Regions from separate parts of the Mus musculus genome. Here regions 2 and 3 are each linked to region 1. Evidence: chromatin loops called from intact Hi-C (ENCODE). Cell type or tissue: left cerebral cortex. All regions are shown on one strand.

Region 1 (8,000 bases):
AGAGAGAAGAGAGGAAAATGCTTAGGAAACACGTGGCAAGTGGCAGGATAATCGCGGCATGACCACCACCTTACTTCCTCCATCACACCCAGGAGTCTTGTTGCTAGGATAGGCCTTGATGCTGGCCCAGAGTCAGAGGGGGATGATAATGAGGATCAGCCCATCTGAATACCTAGTCTATATTTTATGAGCACTTTATACTTTATTCCATAGGAAGGAATCTACATACACACACACACACACACACACACACACACACACACACACACACACTGCTGATAGTTTTAAATCATCTATAGATCTAGATTACAGATGTCCAAATGCAGGAGCCTATGGGGACACTTCATATTCAAACTATAGCAGTTGGAAACAGGATAGTACATGAGAGTGACAAACAGAAGTACAGCTGCCATGAAAACAGATCTGTGTCACAGGTTACAACAGCCATGTCCACTGAAGGGCTGGACACGCTGCAGCCCAATGGCCTCATCTCAGCCCCTCTAGGTCCCTTAGAGCCAATCTTGCTAGCCCTTGAAGAGACGGAGGAAAGAGGCACATCTAAATGCACAGGTATATGAATGCAAGTCTTAGCTCCTCCAGGCTTCTCTCCTGCAGCCTCACTCCTTACTCTTCCTTAATGAGCAAGCTTTGTCTTTTCTTCCCATCTTCATTTTCTCCATTGCACACACCCATGGCTGATCTTGTTTCAAGGTCTCAAGGTCCAATGTCAGGTCATTTCCCTCCTTTCCAATTCTTTTTTTTTTAAATATATATTTATCTTTACTTGTTTGTTTGCTTGCTTAGAGGAAGCATATCCGTGTCATGGTGTGTGTGGAGGCCAGAGGATAATGTGCATGAAATGGTTCTACCATGTGGGTCCTGGAGGTTGAACTCGGGTCATCAGACTTAGCAGCACGTGCCTTGGCTCACTGAGCCCTCTCACCAGCCCCTCCTTCCCAATTCTTGACTCAACCCATCTGCTTAGAGCTGTCTCCCATTGGTCTCTCACCCACCATCCAAACCTTAAGTTACGTTGAACTTCATTAGCTCAAAAGTAAAGAAAAGTGACTAAATGCCACAGACACCAGTAAGAGGCAAGAACAAGGAGAATCCACAGTCCTTGCTGGAAAGGGCAACCTTATATTAACTATTAAGTCAGGGACTATTCAGCAGGCTTCTGAAAGTTAATAACAAGCTTACATAATCAGATGGAAGATCTACAGGAAGCTGGTACCCACAGGTCAATCTACAAATATCCCAGGGGATGACTCGTGTGAAATTTTTTTTTTCTTTTGGTTTCTCCATGAAGACAATGCTTCTCTTTATTCATCTCCAAACCCTAAGAGTCTGGACTGATGCTCAACAAATTCCAGGAACTCAGTGTCTGTGTCTACAGCGAGGAGTTGTATACGGCAAGTCCACGGAGAATGTCTGACAACAGGTCAGGGTTCTCTGTCTGCAGCCCGTGATGAACAAGTTAATGAAACATTCAAAGTTTGGAGAGAAGTGGATAACATGTGAAGAATTTAGAATTCAAAGTATCTGAAGAGGCCAGAGAAAAGTGGCCATTGTATTGAGACATGGTACTAGAACCATCGTGCCAGACAATGAGAGGTGCGGGTTTGGCAACAGTGCTCTTGGGAAACTGCCCATCAACTCAGTGGGAGCTTGAAGCTGCTGAGAAAGATCTGGATACTGAGGCACAGAACCTACAGCAGAGGAAAGAAATTAAGCCATACAAAATATGCTGACTTGAGAATCACCACGACCATGTGCTGGGGTTTGAAATATGCCCAGAAGCCGGGCAGTGGTGGCACACATCTTTAATCCCAACACTTGGGAGGCAGAGGCAGGTGGATTTCTGAGTTCAAGGCCAGCCTGGTCTACAAAGTGAGTTCCAGGATAGCAAGGACAGTGAGCTACACAGAGAAACACTGTCTCAAAAAACCAAAAAGAAAGAAAGAAAGAAAGAAAGAAAGAAAGAAAGAAAGAAAGAAAGAAAGAAAGAAAGAGGGAGGGGGGAGGGAGGGAGGGAGGGAGGAAGGAAGGAAGGAAGGAAGGAAGGAAGGAAGGAAGGAAGAAGGAAGGAAGGAAGGAAGGTGCCTAGAGAAGGCTGAAGATGTATTAGTCGGTGGGGGGGGCATTATTAAGTGTTACACGCTAGCTTGTTTAAAACAAGAGAAATGTGTCCTCTCACACTTCTGGAAGTCAGAAATAAAACCGTTGTTCATGGAGCTGTGCCCCCTCCCCAGACTCCAGGGGAAGGTCATTCCTTGGTTCTCTTGCTTCTGGTGGTCACAAGCATTCCTTGCGTTGTGAGCACCACTGATTTCTGCCTGCTCCTTCTGTGTGTCTGTGTGTCTCATTAGAAGGACAACCAGACATATTTGACTAAGAGCCAAGCCTACATTAGCGTGGCCCCATGTAAACTCAGTGTGTTTGTAAAGAGCTGATTTTCCAACAAGGGCACACCCTAAGGTCCTGGAAGTTAAGATTTCTTTTCTTTTCTTTTCTTTTTAATCTATTTCATTTTTTATTAGATATTTTCTTCATTCATGTTTCAAATGCTACCCCCTTTCCTAGTTTCCTCTCCGAAAGCCCCCTATACCCTCCCCCCGCCCTGCTCCCCAACCCACCCACCCCTGCTTCCTGGCCCTGGCATTCCCCTGTACTGGGGCATATAATCTTCAAAAGACCAAGGACCTCTCCTCCCATTGATGGCCGACTAGGCCATCCTCTGCTACATATGCAACTAGAGACACAAGCTCTGAGAGATACTGTTAGTTCATATTGTTGTTCTACCTATAGGGTTGCAGACCCCTTTAGCTCCTTGGGTACTTTCTCTAGCTCCTTCTTAGGGGCCCTGTGTTCCATCCAGTAGATGACTGTGAGCATCCACTTCTGTATTTGCCGGGCACTGGCATAGCCTCACAAGAGATAGCACACCCTAAGGTCCTGGAAGTAAAGATTTCAATAAACCTTTTTGGATAACACAACTCAACTTTCCAGAGAGCAATAGAGGCATCTTCAAAGAACTGTGTTGTGAAAGACTTAATCCACATGGGTTCACAGAACAGAACTAAGAATTTGGATGGGAATGGGGTGGGGAGATGGCTCAATAAATAAAGTGCTTGCTCTGCAAGCATGGGGGGCTGCGTTCAGATCCCCAGCATCCTGCAGCATGTATCTGTGACCTCCGGGTTCTAGGGACCAAACGGCAGATCCCAAAGGTTCACTGGCTAGTCAGGCTAGCTAAGCAATCTCTGGATGGATGAGACCTTGTCTCAAAACCAAGGTGGAGAGCAACTAAGGAAAGCATCCAGTATCACCCTCCGACCTACACACACACACACATACACACACAATAGGAGGGATTACAAAATGTACAATAGGAAGATACAAAACGTAGCTACTTATAAAGATGATTCTAAAATGCAAACTGAAACAACTGTGCCCCCACCCTAAAGCTGAGCCAGAGAAAGCACAGGGTAGTAGTGGAGACGGTCTTTGGTCTCTGTTCCCTAGGAAAGCGATGGAGCTACATGGCCTCCTCCTGCTCTCCTCAACCTGATTCTCCTGTTCTCTGGCATAAGGGAGCCATTTTTAACCGTGCTGATTTTTAAGCTGCTGTTTCCAAAAGTTGATGTAAGAAGATGAGCTTGGAGATAGTGCCGGCTGCTGTGAGAAATGGAGCGTGAATCGTGGGTTCAGGAAATGAATATAAATTCAGCAGCTATTTTAATTTTTAATTGGAAAAAAAAAAGCCCATCCCAGCTGGAAAGAATAGAACAAGTATGTTCCATGCACAACACTATAGAAAGTATTTGCTAGCACTTCGTGTTGCCTGCCTCTGCCATCCCCACAATGGGGATGGAAGGATGTGTATAGGGGCAGCTGCCATTGCTGCCTGACTCCCTGGATAATAGAGGTCATGGTTTATGGGCACATGCTATTCTGCTCCAGGCGAGGCCTCATTGGTATGCAGGCATGGAAACCCAGCTGCTGGCCCCACACACTGATCAGATTTAGAAACTTAGTAATAATGTAAAAATGTCCCATATTTTTCTGGGAAGTTTCGCAATCAACTGGAGCAGGTGGGAACAGAAATGGGTCATGAGGACTGGCATTTACTAGGCACCTGCTGTGTGCTGGGCATTACTCAGTGAGTCACAGGAGCTTCCAATTCTGCCTAAGAAGGGGTTGGTACAGGTACATGTTGTACATGTGCCAGCATATGGCAATCTCCATGGAAACTGAAGGAAAAGGGAAGAAGCATAAAGTACTTGAAGAAAAGAAAGCAAAGATAGATCAAAGGTGCATGAAGGCCAAGCAGGAAAAGCAGCTTTCATCCATGGTGAATTAGGCAACCTCCTTGGGAGCCTTGCCTCCAGCAGGTGTAACTAATCTGGACAAGACTCGGGGTCAATGGAGATCAGAGACACAAGATGCCTGAAACTGAGGCTTGAGATGGATGAATGTTGAAAGAGCTGAGAGGATGGTAATTCTTGTCTATCGTGGGAGTCTCCCCAAGGCAGGTGGACTCCTCTGGGTATTTAGTTGTCTCTGCCGAGGGTTGTGATGCATCCAGAGCCCTGGCTGTGTTATTTCCACCTGCTTTATATTTACCAATATGATGCTGGGAGACAATCAGAGAGATTGTTCACAAAGCAGTTTCCTAAATCTCACCCTCAGAGATATGAGAGAAAAAGAGAGAGAGAGAGAGAGAGAGAGAGAGAGAGAGAGAGAGAGAGAGAGAGAGAGAGAGAGAGAAAGAGAGAAGAAGAAGAAGAAGAAGAAGGAGGAGGAGGAGGAGGAGGAGGAGGAAGAGGAGGAAGGAAGGAAGGAAGGAAGGAAGGAAGGAAGGAAGGAAGGAAGGAAGGAAGGAAGGAAAAAGGATGTCTTTAGTGGCCGCTGGAGATGTACATCATAAGATGGAAGGCAGGGGTGTCAGAGATGTTCAGCTTCCAGAGAACTTAGAAGCACTTTGGGCTATGCCTAATTCTCTCCATGACTGTTCTCTCTTTCACAGATTAGTTTGAATTACACCGTAACTTCCCAGATGCTTTCCCATTAAAATGAAACGTGGATGTTTGTAAAATATCCACCACTAGGAAGACTGTAGGCACAATGGGCACAAAGTCCTGCCCTGGTTGAAACCTACACCAAACCTGGGAGGCAATATTTGTTGTTGTCTGATGTATAATGAAATGGGGCTCAGAGATTAAGCAAGTCCATTCAGTGTTACTGTGGCCTCTGGATATAATTTGGTCTTTCTCTCAAACCCACCCTTCCCCACAGTAGACCTTTGGAAGAAGGAGGGCTCTGCTGAGGGTAGCAGCACCGGGTAGACTACTTCCAGAAGGTAGAAAGCGATGTCCTGGTTAGTCATAGCTTGAATGCAAAGCAGCCAGAGGTAGCTTAGATTTTAACCTGGTTCTCTAAGTGAGGCATCCAGAAGTCTGGGTGAACTTTCACCTTTATCAAAAAAGGAAGGAAGAATGAAAACATCTTTCTCTGACTTTGACCAAGAAAGAAAGATCTGGATATGAACAGCTTCATACCTAGGGTTGATGGCAAGAACTAAGCATGTCTGCCCATCAGCTCTGAGCAAGGCCTAAAATGGGCCTCATCAGAATGGACTGGAGGACAGAGTGAGAAACCGCCAACAAAATGCAGCTGGGGTGGGAGATAGATGGGTGGGGCAGATTACATTTGTGGGTGCAGTTGAAAAACTCCATGATATGACTCTAACACAAGCAAAGAGGAGCCCTAGCCCCTCTCCTGGTGAGGATACAGCAGCATCTTGGCCTCAGGTCACCTCTAATGAACGGTCTGCCATTCTTTACTCTACATCTTACCTCAACAGAGCCCACCTGCCTGGCTCCAAAATCAATTTCTACTTCTGGCTTCATTAACATTATGCAAAGCATTAACATTCCTGATGGATCAGCAGCTGCTAGGCAACCTCTTGAGATTTTCTTTCTCTTCTAAATCCAGCCATTAAGCAGACACTATTGATGGGCTCTGTAAGATGTCTCCACACCAGGGTCCCTGTATTCATATCCCTCAGGTATCACAAGCCCACAGCACACCATTCAAAGCCTTCTATGATATCACTCCATTCTACAGCCTATGCCAACTTCCTAAGACCTTAGTATCTATTCCTATCTAAGCTAGCAGGCATGGTTTTGCTCGCCACATGTTCTCTGTGTGCATTCACACGCCTCTCCCCCATCCATGCACTCAGAAAACATGAATGAGTGCCCACGGTAGACTAAGCCCTCTTTGAAGGGAACCCACTGATAATGGGCACAAAGTCCTGCCCTGGAAACTTACCTTGTTCCAGGTGAGGTAGCAATGAAGCAAGAGAGGGCTAAAGATGGCACAGTATCTGTGCACATTTCAGACAAAGTGGTTAATAAAGTCTCCAAAGATGGCACTTGGGTTGAAACATGAATGAACAGAGAGTTATATAAAATTTGGGGAAAGAACTGCACGTCTCTGCTTCCATCAAATATCAACATAAATGCCATGTTGGCCCCCTTCTCTCCCTATCTCTCTCTCTCTTCTCCTTCCTACCCTTCACACACACACACACATTCCTGTTTTCCACACTCTGATGCATATGCATATGAGTCTGATTTGGGTTTTATTTTCACCAAAAAAAAAAAAAAAGGTAAATTCTTTGAAGACAAGAGCTTGGCATGACTTCATAAAATTTCCAGATTCCTCAGTCTTTACTGAAGGCAGAGGAAGGGAAAAGTCATCACACTGATCTAAAACACGTGAGATACAAGAAAACAATTCTCGATGTGGCTGGAGGGCAGCTGCTCTGCTGGTGCCCAACAGCCTTCATTGGAGGGATTTCTCATTGGAGGCCAGGAAGGGAATTGGGGCCACAGGTGTAAATTTGAACCCAAGAGCAGGTGATAAAACACAAGGCAGGAAAATGCCACCAACAGCCCCAACATAGAAGGACATTCATCACCAAACTCTTGAAACCATTGGGCTGAAGAAACCCCTGTCTCAATGATGCTTGGGACTGTAGGGTGACTCTGGAATAAATCAGCAGGAAATGTTCCTATGATGAGTAGAGAGTAAAGTTCGTGTATCTAGACTTCACAATAATGACTCTTGATTTTAAATATTTACTGTCACTATTTTAAAGTTTACAATGTGGTTTCTTTCCACTCTAATGCTGTGTCAGTGAGCAGTTATATTTTGTCAATCATCTCCCAATACCTACTAAGCAATCACTATGACCCAACACTGTGGACACACAATGGGACACAGAGGTAACAGGACACTTATTGTGTCTGTCCCCAAGAAACTTGAAATCTATCAGAGAAAACAATTGCTGCATGCTCTGGGTAGTATTTTGCCATCTTGGTGAAAGCTCGGGTCATCTGGAAAAAGGAACCTCAACTGGCAAAATGCCTCCATCAGATTGGCCTGTAGGCAACTCTATAGAACATTTTCTTGATTAGTGATTGATGTGGGAAGGCCCAGCACATTGGGAGTGATGCCACCTGGACAAGCGGTACGGGGCTGTATAAGAAATCAAGCTGAACAAGCCATGGGAGCATGCTGGTAAACAATGTTGCTCCGTGGCCTCTGCTTCAACTCCTGCCTCCAGGCTCCTACATTGAGCTCCTACTCTGACTTCCCTGAATGATGAACTATGATTGATCTAGCTTGTAAGCCAAAAAGAATCCCCCTTTTCCTGCTTTTGATCAGTGTTTTATCACAGCAATAGAAACCCCAACTAAGACACTAAGCTATGGATGATCACAAGAAAGCAAAATCCTTCGGTAGGATTTTGCTCAAGTACATAGAGTGATTGATGGGAGAACCAGAAAAAAATTGCCTATGAAAAAGATTATTTGTGTGCAATAAACACTAACTAGTTTGTTACTGCTGGAAGGTGCCATCACTTGAAGATTGGATGTCCCTTATGTCTTAAAGGTTTGGTCCTCAGGGTAATGCTTTTGGAAAGTGGC
Region 2 (8,000 bases), 65 kb before region 1:
GTGGGTTGGCTTAAAGTGCTATTATCCCATTTCTCAGATGGGACATTGGACCTCAAGACCCTGAGGTCAATTACATGGCCCTCTCTCCAGAAACTGGATTCAGGTAGCATGGCTCCACCTTTGGTCCACAGTTGATGCTCTGTTGGCTTGCCTGTGAGCAAAACTAACTCAAAGAGAGGAGGCTGTCAGAGGCCTATAATTTCCTGAGGTCCAAGGTCATGGGCCTAACTCCATAGCCTATTAACACACACTATGTAAAAACTTACAGCTTCTCTGACCTTTTGAAGGATCTGAGAAAAATGTGTTCCCTGGGGTCTGAACCTAACTTTTGGCTTCCCTGTGTGTGGAGATGCAGAGCCTTTGAGAAAGCAGGAGCAGGGGGTCAGAGAACCCAAAGAATGGATTGTGTGCAAGGGTCCTGCTTTCTCAGAGCTTGGTTTCTCCATAATAAAACACAGGCAAATGAGATGGCCTTCCACATCTCTACTCATTCTCTGCTTCCAGACAGTTCTCAATGGCTCGTCTGAATTTTCCTCACAGAGAAGCAGCTGACTTAAGCTTTAGGTTGCACCATTTAGCAGCTGGCACATGGCAGGCCCTTGGTAAATGTCCCAGAGTTAATTTAAGGGCTGCCTCGGGCATCTAGAGTTTCTCATCATATCTGCATCTATCCCATAACTCCCTAACACTCGATGAGCCATGTGGGCTACGGTACAGTCTGTGGTTTATGAAAAATATCTCAGAGATCACATCCCGACCAGGGGGCATGAAATCCCTGGGAAGAAGGAGCCCAGAATGTCATTGAGGCTGACAAAGAGACCGCATAAAATCAAACCAGACCAATTTCACTCATGAATCTAAATGTGAAAATCCCAGACAAAATGCTAGCAAATTGGATTCAACAGTATATTAAAAGAATAATTTACCACAGCCAAGTAGGTTTCCCAAAGAAGGCAATGCTGTTTTAATATTAGTAAATCTGTTTATGGAGCACACAAGTGGATCAAATAAGAGATGCCATATGATTATCTCAACAAGAGCAAGAAAACCAACCATGAAGATTCATCATGAATTCCAACAGGGCCATTCTCTAAGATACTAGGGGGATAGTAGTACATACTGACAGCCGTGGGGATTTTTGTTTTGGTTTGGTTTTGGTTTTCAGGAGGAAGAAGTCCCATAACCAAATGCCTTTCTCCTATTTGAGAAATCCCCAGGTTATGAGTGTGTGTTATGAGTGTGTATGTGTGTGTGCATGCACATTTCTGTGTATTCATTATGTGAATTGGGGAGGGAAGGTAATGGGTAGAAGTCAGAGGACCAATCCCATATTGTCCTGTTGGGGAAGCTACCCACCTCCTTGGACACAGTGTTTCCCACTAGCTCACCAATTATGTTGGTCTGGCTAGCCAGGGAGGTCCAGAGAACCACCCCTCCCCTTCTCCCCAGTGCTGGATAACAAATGTGTGTCTCTAAACCTAGCATTTTCACATGGGTACCAGGGAATCAAACTCAAGTCTTACACTTATAAGGAAAGTACTTTGTTGACTGAGCCAGTTTCCTCAGCCCACATTCTGAATTTGGGTGGTGGCAGAATGCCTTCCACCATAGACATGAAGAAAATGCCATATTCTCATTGTTTTAGGCATTCTCCTTCCTTATGCTAACAGTGGAGTTACCTGGTCAAGGACCTGTCCTGTGTTCAGATGGTAGAACAGAAAATGGAGCTTGTGTGTGAGTGTTGGGACGAGGGTCCCAATAATGACAGCCATATCAGCATCCTTGACCCTGGTGAAGAACCTGGAGTACCACATCCTAGCTATAGAGCTCGGCATCCTTGGTCTTTCAGGCTACCTGGCCACTCATTCAAAGATGGCAGCAGTTATCCAAAGATAGTGGCAACCATGTCTCTCACACAGAGTCACTATCAGATGCCAGCCAGCTGTTCACACTTCCCTTCCTCCTGGCTCTGGGATATCCAGACTACTACCCATGAATTTTTTTTCTGCTTAATCAGCCAAACTCCATTGCTGTTCCTGGCACCTAAAAAATCTTAGGTACCAAAATCAATTTCCTTAACATGGTGGAGAATGTGCCATATTTTTCAAATATATGGCCAAAATTGTGCATAGCCATGGCATTCCTACTAAAACAGGAGTGGCCAACCTTGCTGCTGATATTAACAATATGACTGGTACTGCTGTCTGTGTATCCATCTCTCTTTTTCAAGCCCGATAGGTTTATTCAGGCACCATTTTCCCATCTATTACCCACCAGGTGCCATCTGGTTTTAGATTAATCTTCCCTCTCATCTCAGCCCTAGAAATCCTTGGTCTCATGTCTATTCCTATTAATTTTGCCCCCTCAGGATGTACATAGACAAAAATCACAGGGTAGAAGCATTAAGTCACTCGCACACTGCTTCTTTAACTCAACTGAGATCTCTCCATGGTCTTGCGCAAGTAACATTATATCATAAAGATGCACCCAAAATCTGTTCGTTTCATCCATTTAAATATTTAGATTATTTTCAGTTTGGGACTGTTATAAATAATGTATCTATAAATATTTGTAAGTCTGATTATGTAAACACATTGATTTTGTTGTTGTTGCTGTTGTTGTTGTTTTCTTGGGTAAATATTTAAATATAGGAGTACTGAGTTATATTTAGTAAACATGTAACATCAAAGTAGCTGCCCCCAATGTACCTATGCTGGTGGCATTCTCCACAGCAGCGTGGGAGCTACAGCTATTCTGGCTCCTTCCAGCGCTTGGTAATATCTGAATTTTCATTTTAACTGTCGAGTGGGTGTGCAGTGGTGTTTTGGTTATATTGAGATCCTTTCTGGATGAGGTGTCTGTTCAAATTATCCACCTACTTACTGCGTTGATGTCTTTATACATAAGAATAAATATGTATTTATTCTTCTTATGTTCTCAGTGCAAGTTCTTGGTCAGCCCCGTGCTTTGAGAATGCTTCCTCCTGGCCTGTGATTCACCTTTCCATTTGCTTGGAACTGTCTTTCAAAAAGTAAAAGGTTTCATCTTGATAAAACTTAATTGGTCATTTTTTTTCTTGGTATGATTCCTAACTTTTTAGTCCTACCTAGGAAGTCTTCAAGAACACAAGACTTTTCTTGTTCTACTTTCCCTTTTGGTTTAATAGATTTTAGTTCTTAAATTTAAATCTGTGATTCTTTCTGTGCTAAACTTTCTTGATAGTGTACGAAGAGGGTTAATATTCAGTTTTTGCACGGGAATGTAAAACTCTTAGAGGATGCTGCTATTTTAACATTGCCTTCCTGAGCATGATGACATTCAAAGCACATGAAAGAGGTGCAGTTCCTGGAAAGGAGGGGAGCAGCCACCATATGTGCATCACTGTGCTTTCACGCTGGGAAATTCCAGAAAAAAACGCACAGAAAGCACCTCAAATGGTAAGAATCCAATACAATGATTTGTCACAAAATAAATATGCAGAAAGCAATAACTTTTCTAAGTAAAAGCAACTATTGAAAGTACATAATAAAAAAGAAAGATTGCTATTTGCAAAATAAAAGAAAAAATCCCTATAAATAATCTTGATTCACAGCTTTATAAAGAAAACCCAAAATCTTCTATTGTGGACACCACAGATAACTCGATAAAGCTGTGTCAATCCCTTAGACAGAGGAACTCAATAAAATAAAGATGTTCTAAGTGAAATTATAAAATTGAAGTGTAGAGGTAGAACAGAAATGATTTTAAAATCGATCTGAAAAAAATGAACAATGAAGAACAGATGAAAGAACCGTGTATTAGGGGCTGGGGAGATGGCGCTCTCCAGCAAAGTACCTGCCAACCAACCATGAGGATATCAGCTTGGATCCCCAGCACAATGTAAAAAGCTAGGCATGGTGGTGCTCATCTGAAACCTCAGTGCTCAAGGGCAGGAGCAGAAGAATCCTTTGCACTGGCTAGCCAGCCCATCAGGCTAAGACAGAAAGCTCCACTCTCAGTGAAAGATTTTGTCTCTAAATAAATAATAAATAAATAAATAAATAAATAAATAAATAAATAAGAAAGAAAGTGGCAGAGAAAAACACCTGATTTTGACCTCTGTCCTCTGAATGCCCACATGTCGGTGTGTATACCCACATACATATGCAGACATGTCTTTATCACACACACATACAGAGAGAGAGAGAGAAGGTAAAGAGGTATAGTATGAGAGAGAGTCAAAGAGTGGGGATGTAAGATGCCGTACCTTATAGAATACAAACATTATAATTAAGACTTTGGATTTAAAGGCTCAAAATTAAGCTGATGGGTCAATATGCTAGAATGGGTAAGTCTGTCTGAAACAGAGTTCTAGTCATAATGACAGAGCGTTATAGTAAGCTAGAATCAGCATAGGTTGGAGTTGTAAGAATGAAGCACTGGAGTAGTCTACTAGGAACATGTCCATGAAGACATTTTGTGAGGTACTAAGCCATCAACATTAGAAGCACCCTCCACTTATCAAGGTGGTCTGGTGTAACATGTGCCAAGGAGGCAACTGCACCCAGCACCTTCTACTGATGCCTCTGAGTATCACACCTATTATAAAAGGAAGGTTTACAACAAGCTCATACTTATTTCTATAGATGAAGCTAGGATGAGTTTTGATAATAATCTAGAGGCTATATATTGGTGACTATGATGGTTTGAATGAGAAATATTCTCTATACCCTGATATATTTGAGTACTTGGTCCCTAGTTGGTGGTGCTCTTTGAGGAGATTATGGGACCTTTAGGAAGGGCAACCTTGTTAGAGGAAGTGCATCACTAGGGTTTTGAGGGTTGATGACCCCACCCCACTCCATGCTTTCTCTCTCCACTTCCTGTGTGTGGATAAAAATGATTATCCAGCTTCTCCCCCCTGCTGTCATACCATCCCTTCCCTGCCATTATGGGTTCTCTCCCTCTGGACCTGGAAGCCTCAAGTTTCTTTTGGTCATGGTGTCTTATCACAGCATCAGAAAATTAACAAACCCAGTGACTGACACAGGCTGTAAGAGACAAAGCACATTTTCCAAGCACATCAAGACCATAGTTCTGGACACACTGCTAACATCCCAGCAGTCAGAGTAAGTTAACAACCACCTAGGTAGTGAATATCTACTCTTGTCTTAGTCAGGGTTTCTATTCCTGCAGAAACACCGTGACCAAGAAACAAATTAGGGAGGAAAGGGTTTATTCATCTTACACTTCCACATTGCTGTTGATCACCAAAGGAAGTCAGGACTGGAACTCAAGCAGGTCAGGAAGCAGAAACTGATGCAGAGGCCAGGGAGGGATGCTCCTTACTGGCTTGCTTCCCCTGGCTTGCTCAGCTTGCTTTCTTATAAAACCCAAGTCTACCAGCCCAGAGATGGTACCACCAACAAGGGGCCCACCCCACTTGATCACTAATTTAAAAAATGCTCCACAGCTGGATCTCATGGGGGTACTTGCCCAACTGAAGCTCCTTTCTCTGTGATAACTCTAACCTGTGCCAAGTTGACACAAAACCAGCCAGTACAACTCTGCAGAGAGAGAGTGAATTTTTGCCAAGTGCTAATCTTAATGATCACAACCCTGTACCAGAACAAGATGCCAATGGATAGAAAGGGGAAGTAAAGAGATATTCTAGAATCTGGATGTGCGTTCTGGCAGTCATGGTGTGCTAACTGGACAAAGAACAGGCTTGCTGAGTAAAAACCAATTTTTGTTCTGAAGTTGCTGCAGTTTCTAAGAGGGGATCTCAAATAGGCAATTTGATGAGTCTCCTCCCCAGAGAAAAAGCATGCATAAAAGCATAGACATTACCACTATTAGTTTATAAGCCATTTGATGCAGTGGGCCAACCTGGCAACCCGAAGCAAAATGTGGCAGCAAAATAGAAACCATCTGCCTGAGGACTCTGGACATTTCAATGTGAAACTAACAGGTCTGAGAGACTGGTTTAACAGCAATATTGCCAAAGAGGATCCTATGTCACAGAGGCCAAGAGCTCAAGGATCCTTGAAGGAGGAGGAAAGAGGCCCAACCTGAGAGCAATGATGTCTAAAATTTCATAAGAGGAGAAGAGAGATGGAAGTTGCTGGTGATCTTAACAAGATCTGCAGAGGGGACCAACCCTAGGAAGCACTGTGCTAAGTGCTGTAGACAATAACAAGAAAGAGATACATTCCTTGCCCTTCAGGAAATCACAGCCCCGTAGGGGAGGCAGACATGTGAATGAATCGCTACAGTATAATGTGATAAATCTTATAATAGAAAAACACTTTCCAAAATGTGTTCCACTGAACACTGTTTGAGGGAGATGTTAATCCAGTCTTAGAAAACAAACTGTTCCAAGCAAATAAAGTTGGGAAAGGCTTCAGGCTAAACCTTCACCTCAGGAGCTTCCCAGGACACACTACATTTGAAATGTTCTGAGGATGTTGAGGAAAAAAAGCTGACTACTTTTGATTCGTGATTTTAAAAATGTGGGTAGAAAAAATTTTATATTGCAGAATTTCTATTTACTTCTTTTCAAGAAGAATCTTCCCTCTAACATTCAGCTGGGGAAGCTTTGACAGAACTTATGAATGAGTCAAGAAGTCCCTGGGGTAGAGTAGTGTCCTTGCTTGGAGAAATGAGAAACATTATGTGGTAGGAGACCCTGTTGATAGAGTTGGTGGCCTGCCTGGGCCAACTCCCTTCCAGGTAAGAAGTCCAGGATCTTGAGGATTCCAAAAGAAAACACCAATATCTTGAGAGTTCAAAGCCATCCTGAGCAACATAGTAAGACCTGTCTCAAAAATATCAAGTAAACAAGAAGTACAGGAATATGTGTACGGCCCATGTGCAAATATTCTATCTCTGATTTTTTGAGAATTCTTGACCTTTGATCTGCTCAGGAGTTCTGAGAGAGTGCAGGGAGCCAGGAGGAGAGTCAGGGGGGCAGAGGATTCCAAGAGATAGCTTGCTAAGAAAGTCTGTGACTTAGCCCCTTGGCAGGGAGGTTTCATGATCATTTTGTTGAGAGGTGGAGAGGAGGTGATCCTGAGAGAAATGGGAAGCTGACGGGTAATGGTACACAACCAATAAGAAGCAGAAGGTGAAGGTGGAGGAGAGGATTCACTTGGTAAGCTGAATCTGCAAACAAGAGGACCAGAGTTTGACTCTCCAGCAGCCACATAAAAGCCCAGGAGGCATGGCTACACCTGCCTGAATCTCCATCATGGGGGCATGGTGTGCAAAGACAGGCAGATTCCAAGAGCTTGCTGGTTGACCAGCCCAAAACAATGGACTTCCCGTTTGTCAAGAGACCCTGTCTCACACCAATAAGACAGAGAGTGAATGAGGAAAATAGGGCGCCACAGACATCCTGCTCCAACCTCCACATGTGTGTATACTCACATACTCATGTACTCATCCAACACAAACATACAAACACCCACAAAAGAAAGAAAACAGAAAGGGGTAAATGGGGGAGGAAAGCCAGTGGGCTGTGAAGGGTCCCAAGAAAGAACACTGGAGGGGGCATTGAATGAGAACAAAGTATAATGGTACATGTGTAAAGATGCTATAATGAAATAGTACTTTTTGTGCTAACCTAGAAATTTAATGTTAAAAAAAAAGAAAGGAAGGAAGGACGAGAGGAAGAAAGGAAAAGAAACGAAAAAAGAAAAGAAAAGGAAAGGAGAGGAGAGGAGAGGAGACGGGAGGGAGAGGAGAGGAGAGGAGAGGAGAGGAGAAGAGAAAAGAGTACTGGCTAGTTTTGTGTCAACTTCACACAGCTGGAGTTATCACAGAGAAAGGAGCTTCATTTGAGGAAATGCCTCCATGAGATCCAACTGTAAGTCATTTTCTCAATTAGTGACCAAGGGGGAAAGGCCCCTTGTGGGTGGGACCATCTCTGGGCTGGTAGTCTCAGTTCTGTAAGAGAGCAGGCTGAGCAAGCCAGGGTAAGCAAGCCAGGGTAAGCAAGCCAGTAAGGAACATCCCTCCAT
Region 3 (8,000 bases), 140 kb after region 1:
AGGCCACAGCAACTTTTATAAAGGAAAGCATTTAATTAGGGCTGGCTGACTTACAGTTTCAGAGATTTAGCTCATTGTCATCACAGTGAGGAGCATGACCACATGCAGGCAGAGATGGTGCTGGAGAAGTAGCTGAGAGTTCTTTATCTGGATCCACGGGCAGCAGGAGAGACACTGGGACTGGCTTGGGCTTTTGAAACCTCAAATCCCACCCTGAGAGACACACTTCCTCCAATAAGGTCACACCTACTCCAACAAAGTCATACCTCCTAATTCCAAGTAGTCAAATATATGAGCCTATTCTTATTCAAACCACCACAGGGTCTCTTGTTCAACTCAGTGTACATCTGACTACTTGGCCTTCAAGCTTCTGGGAATTTCCCACCCCTGTCTCCCAGCTTGCTGTAGGATCTCTGGGATGCCTGAGATACTGCGTCCAGCTTTACACAGTTTCCAGAGATTCGAACATAGGTCTTCACACTTGCACAACAAATGCCTTAACCATTGAGCCATCTTCCTGACCTCCACCCTCTGTTCTGTTTAATTGGATTCAAGCATGATATCTAAAATAACAATAAAGAAACTGCCTCCGTGGTATGACACACCAAGTCAGGAGTCCACCACCAGGCCTGAGAGCTGGGATTCCTGCCTACTTTACACCTTCATAGTTGCTTAAATGCCCACTCTAGTCTGCACATCAGGACTCCAATGCTGCTTCCCTCTGGTGCCAGCTGCACTTGCCCTTCAGTTACTTCTCCTTCCCAATTTTTCCTTCTGAAACTTGACTGTAGCCAGAACCCCTCGAACCACTCCTATCTCTGCAAGAAAAGTGGGTACAGTACATGCCTGTATTACTTTTCTGATTGCTATGTCCTGCCAAGGAGCAACAGAAGTGAAGAAGGTTTATGTTGGCTCATGGCTCCAGGGATCCAGTCCATCATGAGGGGGAAAGCATGACAGTAGGACCAGCTCCCATCTGTGGTAGCAACGTGGCTGCTGGCTCACATCCCAGGGACCAAAAGCAGAACAAAGAGACAACTGTGGAAATTCATCTGGCTTTCTCCTTTTCCCATTTTAATCCAGTACCGGCCCCTCCAGCCTGTGGAATGGGTCCCCACCATGGTACATCGTCCCTGCCTCCTCTGCTAATCCTCTCTGAAAACACCCTCACAGACATGCCCAAAGATGTGTCTCCTACATGATTATAAATCCAGCCAAACTGACAATTAGGAGTGACTGTCACAATGCCTGAACTCCATCTGTGGGAATGGCTCGAGCATTCTTTCTCAGGGGCTCTTTGGTCGCCAGGAAAATTGTGAAAGAGAAATAAACATTTGGGAAGAAAGCTGTAATCCCATTCTACACGTCATATGCTGGTGTCTTTCAGTTTCTGCATGCTCAGCTGAGGTCCAGCTGTGCAGATAGACCACATGGTTTTACATCTGTTTTAAGAAAGTAACTTTGTGGTCCTGCAAGATGTATGTATGTATGTATGTATGTATGTATGTATGTATGAAAAAAAAATACCTAAATAAAGTAGTGTATAGTCCATTCAGTCTTTCCTTCACAGTGGCTTCTGGGAAAAAATGTTGTCTTTTCTATCTAATTTTGAGATGTTCTGAAAACTTCTCTCTCAGTTCCCCACAAAACAGTCTGGATGATCCTTGAAGACACAAGTCATAAAACTGTATGGTTGCCTTTAGCTGAGGCAGTCAGACTCAATGAGAAAGGGCAGGGGAGGGGAAATGGTTATAGAGCTAGATGACTGGATGCAGTCTTGGTTTTACAAAATAAATAGGTTCTAGAGATGGCGCAGGAGCTGATTCCACAGCACTGTAACATACTTGAGGTCACTGCACTGGATACCTAAATGTGGCTAAAGCAAGAAATGGTGGATTTCACCACGTGACGAACAAACACATTGGGAATTTATGAACCACCTCTGGGAAGCAGCAGATACAGAGATGCTGTGAGTGGCATTCTGGAGATAGTGCATCCTGAAAACCAGATAGAGATGGCCTGTCTCCGGTTCCCAACACTTCATTCACAGACACGGCTGAGTAACTGTGAAGAATTCGGAGAAACAGATGGGAGTGGAGGTGGAGAAGATAAACTAGGGAGAAGTACCCCTCCCAGGAATGGCACACGTTTCCAAAACATTTATAAAACAGACCTAACCCACTGTCAGGACAAGCCTGGGGAATGAAGGTCAAGGGTCATACTCCGGGGCTACAAAGAAGGCCTTGCCCAAGGGAGGCCGAGAGCTGAGAAAGAAGCTTTCAGAGGTGAACTGCCTTGCCCCAAATGCCACAGTTACTAAGGAGCAGGGTGGGGACTTGAGATCTCACTCTCTCAACTCCTGGCGCTCACTTCCTAGCCAAGGATGACTTAAAACAGAATGAACCTGAAAAAGCCAAAAATAATTCTGTATTGCATTAAAGAAAGAACAAGTCCCTGTTGTATATGGGCATACAAATACGTATAATTTGAGGGTGTATTTTAAACCTGACAGCATCCTCCACCCCACCCCCACCCCTGAAGAGAAAAGAGGGTAAGAGCAAAATGTGGGGTGAGAAGCCATCTGACTCACCGGTGAGGTGGGGGGAAGAAGCTGTAAGCAAACACGATGAGTTTATTTCCAGCCCACATCTCCCTCCGCCAGCCCTGGCAGCCAGCCCACCCGTGTGTTGCCGGGGCCTCCATTGGAGACGTGGCCAGAGTCCTATTTTAGGAGGACAGAAGTAACCTAAATCATGTGGCTGCTAAGCTGGAATTTAAAGAACACACACCAAGAGAGGTAGGGGGAGGGAGGGAGAGAGGAAGAGAGAAATGGAGACAGAAACAGAAAGAGACAGACACAGAGAAAGAGACAGAAAGACAGAGAGGGAGGATAGAGGAGGAGAAGAGAGAGGGAGGGAGGGAGGGAGGGAGGGAGGGAGGGAGGGAGGGAGGGAGAAAAGATATATGATACTGGACACCACAATGTGCTAGCAGTTGGCCATCTGACGTGTTCCAATCTTGTCTAACCCAGGGAAGCCTTAATATAGTCCCTTTGTCCTGTCCGTTACGGGAACAGCCAGCAAAACTGCCTGCAAGAGAAAGCACATGGTCTCAGAGGTGAGCCAGGGACAGCCTCTGAGGTGCCAAGGATTTTTCTGAGCAAACATTGATGGACAGGTCTGTGTGTGCTGGAGAAACCCGTTCCCCTGGCTCCTTGCGGAATTCAGCCCCAGGGGAAGTGAGCTAATGACTGGGGTGGTTCACCTTCAGCCCAGATGCATCATAAAACCAACTTGTAAAGCCTGGTTCTGAATACTTTTGCTCACCCAGATGGAGTTCTGTGGGGCTCTGTGGCTTTCATATTGGAGGGTCCAGGGGCAGTTCTTCCTTTCTCTGGCCTAAAACCAGGGCCGGTGTCCTGAGCCTGTCAGCTAACCCAGGCTGTGGTCAAATCTGCTGACAGCAGCCACGGTCTGCCTGCAGTGTGTGCCCCACATCTGGGACTTGTGATTCACCAGCCAGTCTCTTCCCCCAAACCTAGTTTTTCATTCAGGCCTGAGCACGCAGGACTCACAGAGCCTGGGCTCCAGTGCCTAGACTTGTCTCTCTACCTAAGCACCCAATAGGGTTTATCCTTATCTCTAAACAGCCTTCCCCTCCCCTTGGGCTCAGCCTGATTCACCAGGGGAATTTCTGTCTTGATTTCTCATTCTGAGCCCAAGCTAGGGTGAGAGATTTCTGAATGGTCTTCTGTATACTGTTGGTGTCTGTGAGGACCCTTAAATTCAGGGGAACCTTTACCCCCACTCCCTACCCCGAACCCTTATTTCCACTGCTCTCCTCCCTCAGCTTGCCCAGGAGGACCCCAAGCAGCACCTGTTCTAGCCAATTCCTGGATTCCCTGTTTCTGCTCTCACCTCCTGGGCTCTTAATCCCTTGTCACAGCTGCTTCTGGCCCTTTGGTGACTCTTAAACTTCTCTTTTTAAACGACTGTCTTATCACGTGTTTCTGGCTCGATCTGTTTTGGACACAACAGTTTCCCTGTGGGCTGCGGTGAGGATTCTGTAAGTCAGCCAGCCTCTGGGTAGCTTGTAGATAGCTTCCAGTGTCCCTGAGTGTCTCACCGGGCCTTTTGGTTCTCACAATAGGGTTTTCCCTGGCCCTGCCTCCAAGGTAGCTTTAATCTCTAGAGCCCCTCCCTCACCTGAGGCAGCTACATTTTAGGCTCATCTCTTGACTTGCTGAGACCATTTTTCAAAAAACAAAAACAAAACAAAACAAAATTTGGCAATGCTTTTTATCAACAGGAAAGGAAGGGTCATCCCATATTTATTTCAATTTTTTTGGTTGCTAATATTTATTAGATTATTCACCCATCAACAGGAGTTGGACATTATCAAAATTCGTCTCAATTTCTGCTCATCTCAAAGATTCCTAGCCAAGCATCTATAACTGGTCAAAAAATAAGCCAAGTTATAATAGATTGGAGAATCCTCTCCATAAGCCAGTGTATAATATTAATATACATGGAGTACCCAGGGGACCAGAAGGTGCCTAAAGGTGCCTCTGACATGAACACACACCTGTCATAGTATGTCATAACATAGGCAGGACTCTGCATGCCTCCTTTGACTTAATGCTAAATCATAAACAGTTGCCATGTCACTACATAGAATAGTCTTTGGGGTGTGTGTGTGTGTGTGTGTGTGTGTGTGTGTGTGTGTGCAGATATGTGTGTGTGTGTTCATATTTTATATGCTTGTCTTTGTGTGTGCGAGTATGTGTGTGTCCAGGTGTATGTGGACGTTCATGGACAACCTCAGGTAGGTAACATCCTTGGGAGCTTCTTATCTTGGTTTAGTGTCATTCTTTAGAGACAGAGTCTCTTCTCTTAGGGCTCACCAATCAGGCCAGCAAACTCCAGAGCTCTCCCTGTCCCTACCTCCCACTACTGGATGCATACTACTGTATCTGGCTTTTTTGTGTAGATTCTGGGCATTGAACTTAGGTCCTCATGCCTGTCTGAGCCATCTCCCCAGCACCAGCTCAGTGACTGCAGAGTAGCCCTTTTAGCAGGGCTTCCCAACCTTCCTAATGCTGTGACCCTTTAATACAGTTCCTCATGTTGTGATGACCCCAACCATAAGATTATTTTCATTGCTGCTTCATAACTGTAATTTTGCTGCTGTGATGTATTGTAATGTAAATATCTGATATGTGGGATGTATGATATGTGACCCCTGTGAAAGATTTGAGAACCACTGCTTTTAGTGAAATTGCCATAACTGACCTGACTAGTGGATATTGGTGTTTTTCTACCATCATGTAGGAGTCTCTAGTACGCATCTTAGCACCTGGGACTTATTTAAGAGTATTTCTTAGGCCAGTTCTCAGCAGCAGGTTTAGTCAGCCAAGGAAAGAAACTAAAGCTTTCCAAACCTGTTGTTGCTTCCATTGCTTCATGCTTCCCTGAGATGAGGTTAGAAAAGTCTATCTGGGAAGTCTGAGCAGGAAGAAGAAACAAACATAGACAATTGTGTGAGGCATCCCACGTGGAATCTCTGTTACACCGCCAATCCAGCTTGCCCGGATTTGTTGATGCGCTTACTCTTAAGACTGTTTATGAAGAAATTCACCGCACATTATTTTAGAAACTTTGCTTACACGGTCTCATGGGTCCTCACAGCCACGCCCTGAGAAAGATGCTTTCCACCTCATTTCATAAAGGAGGGTGCAGGAGCTTAAAGAGGTGAAGCCTAGATCCCAGAAAAGCAGGAACACGTGCAAGCCTGTTCTTTCAGCTCTGCCACTAGGTGTTTCGTCCCTCGTCGTCTCTCCTCCTGCACATGTGCACAACGGAGTCTTCAACTTCTCCTGATAGGTGGAGGGAACGTTGAAGAGGTAACCTAGGAGGAAGGTACACACAGCTTCAAGACTTTGCTAAAGAAAGCAGATAGCTCTCCGCTGTCAGCCCACAAAACATTTCTCTTGCTTGCTGGTGAGAAGTGTATTAAAGATAATTTGGTTTTATGTTCATACACACAGACAGAGAAGGTTCCATATGGGCTAGGGAGGTTGCTCAACTGGTAAAAGTGCTTGCTGTCCAAGTGTGAGGATCTGAGTTCTAATCCCAGGACCCCACACAAAGCTCAGTGGTAGAACATGGGTCTGTAATCCCAGCACTCCCGTGGTGAGATAGGAATTGGATTCAGGAAAATCCCCCCCAAAGCTCCCAAATCAGCTAATCTGGTATACACAGAAGCAAAACCACAAGAAACCCTCTCTCAAACGATGTGGAAAGCAGAGATGGACACCCAAGGGAGGAGGCCGGCATTGGAGAGAGAGCCTACTGCTTTTGCAGAAGACTGGGGTTTGATTCCCAGTACCCTTGCTCCATGGGATCTGATGCCCTCTCTGGTCTTACACGTGCACTTAATCACTCACAGACACATATGCATAATTTAAAATACATCTTTTTTAAGAGGAAAAGGACAAGGAGGAAGAAGAAGAAAATGAGGAAGAGGAGAAGGAGGATCTCTCTAAATTTAGAACTTGCTAGCTATCAAAGACAATGACTGATCAATGTGTTTTGAGGCTAATTATTTTCCAGAACAATCACTATTCATCCTGAGCTAATATTCAACCTGCCCGTCCTGCAGTGGCCCGTCCTTATGTTAAAAATATGTGCTATTCTTATATTAGAAGTAGCTCTGTTGCCACTGGGTAGTAGTGGTGCACACCTTTGATTCCAGCACTTGGGAGGTGGAGGCAGGAGGATCTCTGTGAGTTTGAGGTCAGCCTTGTCTACAGAATGAGTTCCAGGACAGCCAGGGCTACACAGAGAAACTCTGTGTTGAAAACAAAACAACAACAACAAAAAGTAATTCTGTGGTAAAATAATTTGATCTGCCTGACTTTACCAAATTTGTGCACACTTTAAGACCTCAATTTTTTTAAGCCAATCAATATCAATTTGGGCCTTTTTACATATGAGAGGGGTATATCTTTAATTCCCTGCACATTTTAAAATACTGTCTCCTAAAACACCCTGAATTTGTAAATCCCAGATGTTGCCCAACTATGCCTCTAGGCATTGACTTCTGAAATTTCTTAGTGACAAAGAAGAAGGAAGAACTGAGGCAGGCACCGGATGAGTTTGGACAGAGATGGGCTAGCATCTGCACAGACTGAGGACATGAGATTTGATGGGCTAAGTGACTTGATTAGAAGCCATTGGTTGGTGTAGCAGATCAGCTGTATGGCTCAAGGAGCTGAATTCTACTGTGCATAAGACTAGTCATATGGTTCATTTGTCAGGCATCTTTAAGACATAATAATGGACACATGATTGTTAAAAGCAGAGGAGAAATTTCTAATCCCTAGCTGAAAATTCTAAATATAATTGAAAACAAATACTTAGATTGTGTCATCAAAAACTATCCCAGTTTCTTTACTGTAAATCTCTTCTCTATAGTGGTGATAGTGGCCAACAGCTTCAGGTGTGCTTGCCACAGAAATGCACGTAGATATAAGAACCTACTTTCCAATTGTCCCACCAAAAAGCTTAGTGCTACTGGAGCCAGAATCTTGGGTCCAGAAATAAAACCAGGCCCAGAGGAGCACAGTTAAGTCTATTAGGACATCTGTTTGAGCAGGACAAGAAATGCTGTTCTGAGAAGCCTTGCTGGAGGCTCCATAAAGAAAGGGAAAGAAGGGTTAAGGAAAAGAAGAGGGAGAGGATCATCAAAGAAGCATGGCAGCTATGGTTGCTGTGTGCAGTGGAGTAGGGGGAAGAGGTTTGATGATGGCTTCTGTCTGCCTCATCAATCTCAGAACTCATACAGTGCTGTGATGAAGACGTGACCAGCAGTGAGGACCCTCCTAGTTCAATGGAAGACCCTTATAAGGAGCCTCTTAAGAAGTGCCATGCAGTGGTTAGTGGCACCTGCCTTTAATCCCAGCACTTGGGAAGCAGAGGCAGGCAGATTTCTGAGTTTGA

The links. A loop is a pair of places that touch in the nucleus more often than their neighbours do. Peaks named below come from ENCODE experiments on the same cell type or tissue, not always from the same donor. Only the 100,000 strongest peaks of a DNase experiment are listed, where the experiment ranks them.
Region 2: a loop joins it to region 1, with 8 times the contacts of the local background. A loop is called at or near these places in 2 of 42 quality-filtered maps.
Region 3: it touches region 1 in a loop (8-fold over the local background); 2 of 42 quality-filtered maps call a loop at or near these places.

What each region holds. Positions count from the first base shown.
Region 1 is chr7:111,293,378-111,301,377 of GRCm38, reverse strand. No RefSeq gene overlaps it. Among named protein-coding and RNA genes, the nearest start is that of Gm33145, 12 kb to the right of the region's middle. In left cerebral cortex, no CTCF peak of the experiment used is centred here; DNase peaks (open chromatin) are centred at 3,695 and 3,989; H3K27ac peaks cover 3,370 bases.
Region 2 is chr7:111,358,195-111,366,194 of GRCm38, reverse strand. No RefSeq gene overlaps it. Among named protein-coding and RNA genes, the nearest start is that of Gm33145, 77 kb to the right of the region's middle. In left cerebral cortex, no CTCF peak of the experiment used is centred here; DNase peaks (open chromatin) are centred at 1,508, 1,939, 2,803, 3,350 and 1 more place; H3K27ac peaks cover 2,664 bases.
Region 3 is chr7:111,152,186-111,160,185 of GRCm38, reverse strand. No RefSeq gene overlaps it. Among named protein-coding and RNA genes, the nearest start is that of 1700012D14Rik, 34 kb to the right of the region's middle. In left cerebral cortex, a CTCF peak has its summit at 5,802; DNase peaks (open chromatin) are centred at 3,539, 4,028, 5,848, 6,026 and 4 more places; H3K27ac peaks cover 1,567 bases.